Linked DNA regions of Homo sapiens: region 1 is linked to region 2. Evidence: chromatin loops called from intact Hi-C (ENCODE). Cell type or tissue: GM12878. All regions are shown on one strand. Links, peaks and the distances in the headings refer to the core of each region. The heading gives the core; the rest is flanking DNA. Region 1 overlaps TPM4 (tropomyosin 4). Region 2 overlaps EPS15L1 (epidermal growth factor receptor pathway substrate 15 like 1).

The links. A loop is a pair of places that touch in the nucleus more often than their neighbours do. Peaks named below come from ENCODE experiments on the same cell type or tissue, not always from the same donor. Only the 100,000 strongest peaks of a DNase experiment are listed, where the experiment ranks them.
Region 1: a loop joins it to region 2, with 5 times the contacts of the local background. A loop is called at or near these places in 3 of 110 quality-filtered maps.

The regions. Positions count from the first base shown.
Region 1 is chr19:16,077,613-16,082,981 of GRCh38, forward strand. TPM4 (tropomyosin 4) reads left to right here. Exons shown (of 8, transcript NM_003290.3): 2 at 4,301-4,434. Among named protein-coding and RNA genes, the nearest start is that of TPM4, 3.8 kb to the left of the region's middle. RefSeq lists enhancers at 873-1,092, 1,203-1,252, 1,443-1,512, 1,543-1,772, 2,869-3,596. In GM12878, for the core only: a CTCF peak has its summit at 2,781 (motif pointing left); DNase peaks (open chromatin) are centred at 1,047, 1,399, 1,879 and 2,680; H3K4me3 peaks cover 4,291 bases; H3K27ac peaks cover 4,157 bases.
Region 2 is chr19:16,442,882-16,448,250 of GRCh38, forward strand. All of the region lies in intron 1 of EPS15L1 (epidermal growth factor receptor pathway substrate 15 like 1), which reads right to left. Among named protein-coding and RNA genes, the nearest start is that of EPS15L1, 26 kb to the right of the region's middle. RefSeq lists enhancers at 1,604-1,783, 1,886-3,085, 2,820-2,899, 3,010-3,069. In GM12878, for the core only: a CTCF peak has its summit at 2,368 (motif pointing right); DNase peaks (open chromatin) are centred at 2,520, 3,450 and 4,270; H3K4me3 peaks cover 2,585 bases; H3K27ac peaks cover 5,000 bases.

The DNA of each region.
Region 1 (5,369 bases), core at 149-5,148, 370 kb before region 2:
ATGACTTGGTATTTGCTCTCTAGGAGCTTTTTTCCCATCTGCGAGTAGGACTGATAAGAATCCCGACCCCCCAGAGTAGCAGGGAGGGTCCCAGGAGTAAATCTCAGGCGTGGAGCCTGGCGCTTTGTAAATAATCAATTGTGTTGTTGTTTTTTGTTGTTTTGTTTTTGAGGCAGTCTCACTCTGTCGCCCAGGCTGGAGTGCAGTGGTGCGATCTCGGCTCGCTGCAACCTCCACCCCCCGAGTTCAAGAGATTCTCCTGCTTCAGCCTCCCGAGTAGCTGGGATTACAGGTGCCCGCCACCACGCCCAGCTAATTTTTTTTTTTTTATTTTGGATTTTTAGTAGAGACAGTGTCTCACCATGCTGGCCAGGCTGGTCTCGAACTCCTGACCTCGTGATCTGCCCACCTTGGCCTCCCAAAGTTCTGGGATTACAAGCGTGAGCCACGGCGCCCAGCCTCAATTGTGTTTTCTCTGCCCTGGGAAGAGCTCATAGACAAATGGAGGCAGGGGAGCTGACTCACTGATGGAGCGAGGTCTGCATTCCACGGGTTTTCTGTGCAGTTATGGGAGCATGACAGGGGAGGCTCCAAAATGGAGGTTGAGCTGGGTCTTATAGAATAAATAAGTTTGCTGGGACCAGAGACATGGGTGTGCACAGACTCAGAGGCAAGAAAGTTGTATGATGAGGGTGGGGGGGTGTGCGGATAGAGGTTGAAGCCCAAAAGCCCTGAAAGTTCAGTGTTGAGGCTCAGGGTGGGGACCCTAGAGAGGCAAAAGATGCCCAGCCAGATGGAATTGGTGGTGTGAATTGCCAGGACTGGAAAGAGCCCAGATGGGGGCTGCAGCATGGGCCTTGGTTGAAGCCTCTAATCCTGTAAGGGCTGCTTTGGCCCAAGAGGCCTTAGAAACCCGGTGTAAGCCTCAATCGGTAGCCGGTCTGGCCTCTTTCTCACACTTAACCGACACAGCTCTTGCTCTGATCTCATCCCAAGTCATCTCGCTGGAGGACAATTAACTCGGCTTCAAAATGGCCCTCAGCCTGGAGCCAAGATTTAGGAGCAAGACCGTCTAGTTGGGAGAGAAGATGTTTTTGGAGAGTTGAAGACTTCTTGAAAAAGTTCGAAAAGTTCTTGAAAAAGCAAAGGATGCTTCTTTCCGTCTGGGAGAGGGAAAACCTCTCCCAGGGCAAAAGGAACTAAGACCAGGGGTGGGTTAAAAAAAAAAAAAAAAAAACCTTTCACTCTTGTAGAATAAGCCAGGAGCCGGCGTGTGGTAGACTTCTGGGCCTGTTTCCCGACAGCTGGTTTCGTTTAGATTTTTGTGTGATTAACTGACATCTTCCTGTTCCTTTGCCACATGTATCTAGCAAGCCTCTTTTACCTTATAAGGGAAATCCTTTGTAGCGTGTGGAAGGCTTTGATTGCAGGAAGGGGTGGAACCCAAAATGACTCGGCCGTGACTAGCAGTTTTTCAAAAATACATATATATGTATGCATGTACAGATATGCGTGTATCTCCCAACTCCAGACAGCTGAAAATCTGCCAAAAGCGTTGTTTGCCAGGATTCAGAATTTCCCACATAAGGGCTACTCACTTCTTAAAAGACAACTCATGAATCAAGCACCTCTGTTTGATCTTTAAAATCAATTCCTCGACTGCTAATGGGTACACAGTTTTTTGTTTGTTTGTTTGTCTTTGGCGGGTTATGAAAATGTCCTGGAATTCGATAATGGTGTTGGTTGCAGAGTGTTTTTGCAACATCAGTTCCTGGCCCAGTTACTGAAGGTGGTAGGAGGAGTTAAGATCTAGGCAATTAAAAAGAATGAAAGGCACCCATTCATGGGAAGGCCTCAGTGACGTTTCTTAAGACAGTTTCATCAGTGGTTTTCACAATTCTCTGCATTTGGTGTTTCAGAGGACACTGCAATACGAAACACCTGTGGGAGTGCCCTCTTTCTGCTTCTAGGAATCTGAGGCTGAGAAACCTTCCTGACTCTATTTGTGTAGTTTTTCGGCCACGTTAGCCTCATTCTATTTTTTTTTCCCCCAGTATGAACTCAGGGCAGGAGAGGGAGTGGTTTCCTAATAATTTTTTTTTTTTGAGACGGAATCTTGCTCTGTTACCCAGGCTGGAGTGCAGTGGCGCGATCTCGGCTCATTGCAACCTTCACCTCCCGGGTTCAAGCGATTCTCCTGCCTCAGCCTCCCAAGTAGCTGGGATTACAGGCGCCTGCCCCCACACCCAACTGATTTTTTTGTATTTTTAGTAGAGATGCGGTTTCACCATGTTGGCCAGGCTGGTCTCGAACTCCTGACCTCATGTGATCCACCCACCTCCGCCTCCCAAAGTGTTAGGATTACGGATGTGAGCCACCGCGCCCGGCCTTCCTAATAATTTTGATAGCCTTCCCCAGTTCAGGGATTCTTCATTTGTTCTGATAGGAAAAAGCTAGCGTGGCTTCCCTTTTCCTCTCGGTTGAGGCCCGTTTGACCCGTTCTCAATATTCCTTCCAAAGAGCAGGCATCGCTGGAAAACTCGCCTTGCCTCGTAGCCCTGGCAGGACCTAGGGGACAGGTTCTGACAAGGAAGAGCCCTGGGTGGGTCTTAAGAGGCCATTCATTTCTTACCAATTCTGAGTCACTGAATAAAACCACTTCCCCCAGTGGGGCCCCTCGGTTTCTTCACCTGTAAAATGGGTGCGATGTGTGAGGATGAAATTGCAGTAAAATAAAACCGTGGCAGTAAGAGATGCCTTTCTCTGGCACATCCCACCTGCTGGGCATAAGCGGCGCCACCCTCTGGAGTTACAGCCTCAAGGCAGTCCGGTAACTAATCAGGCTTTGGGATGGAGAGGGCCAGGATGAGGAAGCAACCTTCCCAACACCACGTGGCTGTGAAAATGACAAAGCACGGTCGGGCGCAGTGGCTCACGCCTGTAATCCCAGTACTTTGGGAGACCAAGGCGGGTGGATCACGTGAGGCCAGGAGTTTGAGACCAGCCTGACCAACAAGACGAAACCCTGTCTCTACTAAAAATACAAAAAAATAGCAAGGCGTGGTGGTGTCCGTCTGTAATCCCAGCTACTCAGGAGGCTGAGGCAGAATTGCTTGAACCCGGGAGGTAGAAGTTGCAGCAAGCCGAGATCATGCCATTGCACTCCAGCCTTGGTGACGGCGCAAGACTCCATCTCAAAAAAAAAATTAAAAAGAAAATGACAAAGCGGGGATTCCAGCCCAGCACTTTTTGGCCCTGGAGTTCCTGGTTTAATGCTTCCCATTGTACTTCCTTTCTTGTAGGTAAAAACACCTTGAAAAGCCAATAACACTATTGGGGTATGTCTTCCATGCCTGCAACCAAGTTTTCTTTCCCTTTCCATATCTTTTTGTCCTGCCATCTCTCAGCCAGGCGGATTGAAGGATGGAATTCCAACGAGGCTCCCCCGCCTCGTCCCACCTTGGTAATTGCATGGCCAACATTTAACTGAGGGCTCCATAGTCTTGCATTTATCTTGCCATTCAGGTGAATGGGAGCGGAACTCACAGGACACAATGAGCCGGGTCACTGATGGCCTTGCTTTCTAAGAATCTCACAGTGAGCCCTAGAACTCTCTACGTGGTAACACTGTGTGCCTTTTTCAGAGAAGAGCCTATCTTAGATCTTAGCCTAACGTTGGGTCTATTGTGTTGCTGGAGAGACCAGCACTGACATTCATCTCAAAGCACATGGTATGTTTGACTCCTATGTTGACTCAACTACCCATCTTGTACTGGGACACTCGCTTTTTTTTTTTTTTTTTGAGACGGAGTCTTGCTCTGTCACCAGGCTGGAGTGCAGTGGCACGATCTCAGCTCACGGCAACCTCCGCCTCCCGGGTTCAAGTGATTCTTCTGCCTCAGCCTCCTGAGCATGTGGAACTACAGGCACGTGCCACCACACTCAGCTAATTTTTCTATTTTTAGTAGAGACAGGGTTTCACCACGTTGGCCAGGATGGTCTCGATCTCTTGACCTTGTGATACACCCACCTCAGCCTCCCAAAGTGCTGGGATTACAGGCATGAGCCACCACGCTTGGCGATGCTCATCTTTTGCTATGGAGTGGTAGATGTTTTTCCCAGACATTTTCCGGGAAGATCATACTGAAATTTTGGTATGAGTGTAAATTCCCTATGGCCTGGACTCCTGGGTGGGCTTTGACGGGGAAGATCAGGTTAACAGAGGGCAGGACATGGGGGAGGCTCCCACTGGTGGCTGGCCTGATACTTCTTAACATGGCTGCACCTCCGACCTCCCCAGGCTGAAGGTGATGTGGCCGCCCTCAACCGACGCATCCAGCTCGTTGAGGAGGAGTTGGACAGGGCTCAGGAACGACTGGCCACGGCCCTGCAGAAGCTGGAGGAGGCAGAAAAAGCTGCAGATGAGAGTGAGAGGTAAGGACGCTTTGAATCTGGTGGCATCCGTGTTTGCTTTTAGAAAATGGGGATCATGCTGCCGACCTCGCAGAGCTGGTGTGAAAGTAAACAAGGTCACAAGGACATGCATGTGTCCACAAAAAAGTGCATGACAGCACTTTGTAAACCATCACTCCATGGGTAGAGATGTTTATCCGTGGCCAGGCACGGTGGCTCATGCCTGTAATCCCAGCACTTTGGGAGGCCAAGGCGGACGGATCACCTGAGGTTGGGAGTTTGAGACCAGCCTGGCCAACATGGTGAAACCCCGTCTTTCCTAAAAGTACAAAAAAATTAGCCTGCCATGGTGGCGGGCACCTGTAATCCCAGCTACTCAGGAGGCTGAGGCAAGAGAATCTCTTGAACCCAGGAGGCAGAGGCTGCAGTGAGCCGAGATCGTGCCATTGCACTCCAGCCTGGGCAACAAGAGCAAAACTCCATCTCAAAATAAAGTGAGGGGTGTTTATCCTTACGGTAACCATGAAAAGAAACTTCCGACAGACAGAAAGGCAAACAGAACGGGCAGATGTGAGACTGCAAGTATGACTGTCCATGGTGGTCAGTTTGCAAAGCACTGCTTCTCGTATTTTCTCTGAAAGCCACAGTGCCTCTTAGTGTTCTCTAGACACCAAATTTCAGGTAGGCCGGATGCAGTGATTCCTGCCTGTGCTCCCAGCACTTTGGGAGGCAGAGGCGGGCAAATCGCCTGAGCTCAGGAGTTCAAGACCAACTGGGGCAATGTGGTGAGACCCTGTCTCTACAAAAAATACAAAAATTAGCCGGGTGTGGTGGTGCACGCCTGTACTCCTGGCTACTCAAGAGGCTGAGGTGGGAGGATCACTTGACCCCAAGAGTTTGAAGCTGCAGTGAGGCAAGATTGTGCCACTGCACTCCAGCCTCAGTGACAGATGAGA
Region 2 (5,369 bases), core at 290-5,289:
TAGGGTCACGCAGCTAATCGGGGCCACCAGAGGCCACACCTGGATCCAGCCTGGCTGGCGGCCAAGTCCAGACACTTCCCGCTGTGTCCTGAGCTCTGCCAGACGTCTCCCAGGGAAGGGGAGGGACACCCAGGGGAGTGTGCCAACCTGGTGGGGAATTATGCAGTCCCTGAAATGCTGGCTGTAAAAGTTTACGTGCGTTGGTGTTTTAGTAAGTGAGGTGAAAAAAGAGCACACAAACCTGCCGCTGATGTAATAAGCGATAAAAGTGAAGAATGCACAATGACACCTAATTATACAGAATGGATGTGTAAACAGCTAAAGAGAATAGAACTGGGCAGGGAAAAGAGGACTATCTTGGGGGCAGGATTACAGTGTTTATCCAACAAATTCTGGGACTGCTGTTGTACGATTTCTCACAATGAATAAAACCAGGGGGACGTAGACTCCTTCCAGTTATAGTCATTGGATTTGAACCAATACGCACCCACCACTTGCATATTGTTGTGCTACAAAGGGTCATTTGAAGCTAAAAATAATGCCCAGGCCGGGCGCAGTGGCTCACGCCTATAATCCCAGTACTTTGTGAGGCCAAGGCAGGCAGATCACCTGAGGTCAGGAGTTCGAGACCTGGCCAACATGACAAAGCGAGACACCATCTCTACAACAAATACAAAAATTAGCCAGGCGTGGTGGCATGCACCTGTAATCCCAGCTACTTGGGAGGCTGAGGCAGGAGAATCGCTTGAACCCAGGAGGCGGAGGTTGCAGTGAGCCGAGATCGTACCACTGCACTCCAGCCTGGGTGACAAGAGTGAAACTCTGTCTCAAAAATAAAAAGAAAAAAATAATAATGCCCGGATTATGGTCAGCGTCTCTGGGGGACGCCAACACCTGTGAATGTATAAAGAAGTGAAAGTTGTAATCCCAAACAGCACTTTGGGAGGCCGAGGCAGGCAGATCACGAGGTCAGGAGCTCAAGATCAGTCTGGCCAACATAGTGAAACCCCGTCTCTACTAAAAATACAGAAAATTAGTCAGGTGTGGTGGTGTGCGCCTGTAATCCCAGCTACTCAGGAGGCTGAGACAGGAGAATTGCATTAATCCGGGAGGCAGAGATTGCAGTGAGCCGAGATCGCGCCACTGCACTCCAGCCCAGGCGACGGTGCGAGACTCCGTCTCAAAAAAAAAAAAAAAAAAAAGAAGTGAAAGTACAGAGAAAACTACCATGACAAAATGAAAATAGAAGGAAAATAGCATAAAGATCTGAAAGGGGAGAGGGAAAAAGTCAAAAAAAAAAAAAAGAGGAAAAGAAAGGGGGAAACACTGAAAAGGCAGAAAAAACTAGAATAACATGAAAAAGCAAGAAAAGCCAGAGATTTAGGAGCCATCATTTTAAAACAGACAAAGACATCATGGAAAAGACATAGGAGGTAAGTGTGTATAGCAACAGCAGCCCCAAGATGGCTGCCCCCCTCGTGCTTGGAGGCAGTGACACCATTCCTGGGTGAGGGGTACAGGAAGGAGTGGCTATCACCCTTAGCATCTTACAACCTCGTTAGATGACAGTGTCCAGCCATCACACCTGTGTCAACTTCTGGGCTCAAACTCCAGCTTATTTCCAAAATATGTCTCCCCAGAGGAAGAAGACCCACAGAAAGGAGGCCAAGGCAGGCAGGCTGTTTGTCATCTGTCAGTAAAGGTGACAGTGGTCAGGTCTAGGCAGCAAACAGCACATCGCCTGCCATGGGTTCACAGACTCCAGAGGCCCTCACTTCAGATGACAAAGGTGCCCTTCCTGCCAATGATCAGAGAGGTCTGGATCTGAAGCACATTTCCAGACAAGTTTTTTTTTTTTTTTTTGAGACAGGGTCTTGTTCTGTCACCCAAGCTGGAGAGCAGTGGCGCAATCTCAGCTCATTGCAATCTCTGACTCCTGGATTCAAGCCATTCTCCTACCTCAGCCTCCCGAGTAGCTGGGACTACAGGTGCGTGCCACCATGCCCACTTAATTTCTGTATTTTCAGTAGAAGCGAGGTTTCACCATATTGGCCAGGCTGGTCCTGACCTCAGGTGATCCGCCTGCTTTGGCCTCCCAAAGTGCTGGGATTACAGGCATGAGCCACCACGCCCAGCCCCAGGCGAGTTTTTTAACAATCTCATGGGAAGCAAGGGAAAGAGGTTTCCAAGCTACTGTGATTCCAGTGGAAAAAAAAGAGTTTCAGTCTTTGAGGCATGCAGGGTTATTAAATATCTGCTCTACTTCCCAGGCGCTAATGAGCAACAAGATCCGCAACCAAGAGAAACAAGGCCTGGACTAATCCAGAAGAGTCGCTGAAGGACACAGCCCAGAGCTCCAACCTCTGCCCATCCATGCTAAAGGCTCATCCGGCTCGAACACTTGATGACCACCGGATGTCACTCTCAAAAGACCTACAGCTGAGGGAAAGCCCAGGGAGTATGGCTCAACCATTGCTCATCACCACGGGAGTCCATCTGGGTAACCTGGAACAATGACAGTGGTCAGAGGTTTTGATCTAATTACACATATGTCAGGTTTTGCATATGCAAAAGCAGAAGGGGGAAGAAAGAAGGTACAGCACCAGGCCCCAACTGCCACTTCCTCTTATGCCAGGCTTCTTCCCAGGAACAATGGACTCACACCTGCACGCTGCCCTGATATGTCATTGCGACAGAACTGAAGACACATGTTGCTAATGACATAAATCCCCAGCCCCAGGCAGTCTGTCACTGGCCCCTGTGCAGAGACCTCTTGGCCCCCAAAAGGAAGATTCACAGCTACTGGGAAAGAGCCCTCTGTATGCTGAGAGCAGCCTCTGGAGCTGCCCACCCATGTCTGACCCCAAAGTGAGCCTGGGGCCAAGCCCGAGGCAACAGCAGAGAGGGGACGCACCAGGGGATGAGGCCTGCACCGTAAGAGGCTGCAGGTGGCACCAGGATGGCCGTAGGAATGGAAGGAAGTGCAGCAGAGCTGACCCGATGTGTTCTCCTGACCCAGCCCACTGTGCTGAGAAGACGCCATCTTCGCCTCTGCAGTGTGTGAATTGTTGATGAGGTTCAGTGTAGCTTTCAGCTCGGTCTTTCAGTTGCTCTTCCTAACTCAAAATGCTAAGAGACAACATGCAAAGTTCCTGTGGCCTCCTCACTTATCCTCCAGCCCAGAAACAATTTACAAGTGGGATGACAGAGAGAGGGGCACAAGGAGAAGGACAAGTTCACATCCTTCTGCTCTGAAGGCTTTAAAACACCGCAATTCACACAAGCGCCTGTAACTGTAACCCAGGACAACAGCAGTTGAGATGGAGAAACCCAGCAGAACCACCTCGGAGGAGAAACTGTCTCAGGATTGTGTTCTAACGACTCCTAAGCAGGGTTCACCCAACTCTGATCCCCGCACGTGGCCGAGGGCAGGACGCCTCCTACATCTTCATGCCTGGCTGCCTCCTGCCCAAACTCTCACTCTCACTCTGCTAGCAAAGTACGCGCTCTTGTGCAAAACAAACCAATGATCATCAGCCTTGGTTCAAAATGACTTTTGGAAAGCAATCCATTTTCACTGTAAAATGTTCAGAGAAGTACCTATAATCCCTTGTTTCCTATCCAGTACCTCTCATCCTCCCGACAACGCTAAAGGGCAGGTAATATTACTAGTCCAGTTGACAGGTGGGGAAACTGAGTTTGCCCTACTCAGGACCACAACAGCCAATGAGCAACAGTCAGTGAAGCACCCAGGATAGGTGGTCCTGGAGTCAGACCCTCACCTACTGTGCACCCTGTAATGACAGCCCAGGTGTCACAGGGCTGTGCACCGGACCACAGGACAGCCTCATGCATATGCTGGCCTGGGAAAATGCACGTCCGTGATGACGTGCTGGAGCATTTTATTAAACAGAAGAGGTCAAAAGGCAACACTCAATTTGAGCATATAAATGGACTTGAAAGCCAGTGTTTTCGATGACCTGCCATTTCCCCAGGAAAGCTGAGACCCCATAATGGCTATGTTTTTCAATGCCACTGCCAAGTTTTGCAGGAAGTTAGGCATATAACACTGAAACACATCTCAGTCTGAGTTCCTACTTAGAAAAACATATGGATGCAAAAACATAGCCCGGAGTAGAGCTTGCTTGATAATCCTTCCATTTCTGCCTTCCCCTTAGAGGCCCCCACAGGCCTTGCACAACCATCACCCAATGTGAGCCCAGCCCTCCCAGCAGGCCGGCCCACATTCTGCGGGTGAGATAACCTGGCTCAGTCATGTGGCAAGCACGGGGCAGAACTGGGACTTGACTCAAAACATTCAAAAGGCATCAGGGAAACGCTGGGGTATGTCTAACCTTCCTGGACTGGATGGGCAGCTCTCTCCAACTGCTCCATCAGAGGTTTCTACAGCAGAGCTAAGGTAAATGTTACCAAGAGAAGGAGAAGACTTGGCAAGTGAAAAGAGAGCTTTTCCAAATCACAAGGAAAAAGACATCTCAATTAAAAATGAGCAAAGAGAGAGGCAATTCAGAAAGAAGAGATGCAGCAAAGTTAGAAAGAAAATGTTCCATCTCACTAGTAATTTAAGTATTACAGGGCCAGGCACTCTGGCTCACACCTGTAATCCCAGCACTTAGGGAGGCCAAGGTGGGTGAATCACCTGAGGTCAGGAGTTCAAGACCAGCCTGGCCAACATGATGAAACCCCATCACTACTAAAAATACAAAAATTAGCCAGGCATGGTGGCAGGTGCCTGTAATCCCAGTTACTCAGGAGGCTGAGGCAGGAGAATCACTTGAACCTGGGAGGCGGAGGCTGCAGTGAGCCGAGATCATACCACTGCACTCCAGCCTGAGCGACAGAGCAAGACTTCATCTTCGGAAAAAAAAAAAAAGGCAGAGAAGCTAAAACAATTCTGAAAAAGAATAATAAAGTGGAAAGAGTCAGTCTACCTGATTTCAAGACTGACTCTATAGCTAGAGTAGTTAAGACAGTGGAGTATTGGCAGGGGGCGGGCACAGACAGTAATGCACAGAACAGAATGTAGAATCTGAGAAACAGACACACACAGATCTGCCCAGTGGATTTCTTGACAAAGGTGCAAAAGTATTTCAGGAGGAAGGAAAGCCTTTCCACAAAGGGCACTGGAGCAATCGGCATCCATAGGAAAAACATGGGCCTCGAACTAAAAGTCTTATGCCTCGTACAAAATGTAACTCAAAGTGGATCATGAATTCAAATGTAAAACATAATCCTCAGGATCTAGGGCAAAGCAAAGAGTTCTTAGACTTGACACCAAAAGCCCGATTCACAAAAGGAAAGATTGGCAGACAAACTTTATGTTTGCACTGTGAAAGAGCCATGTAAGG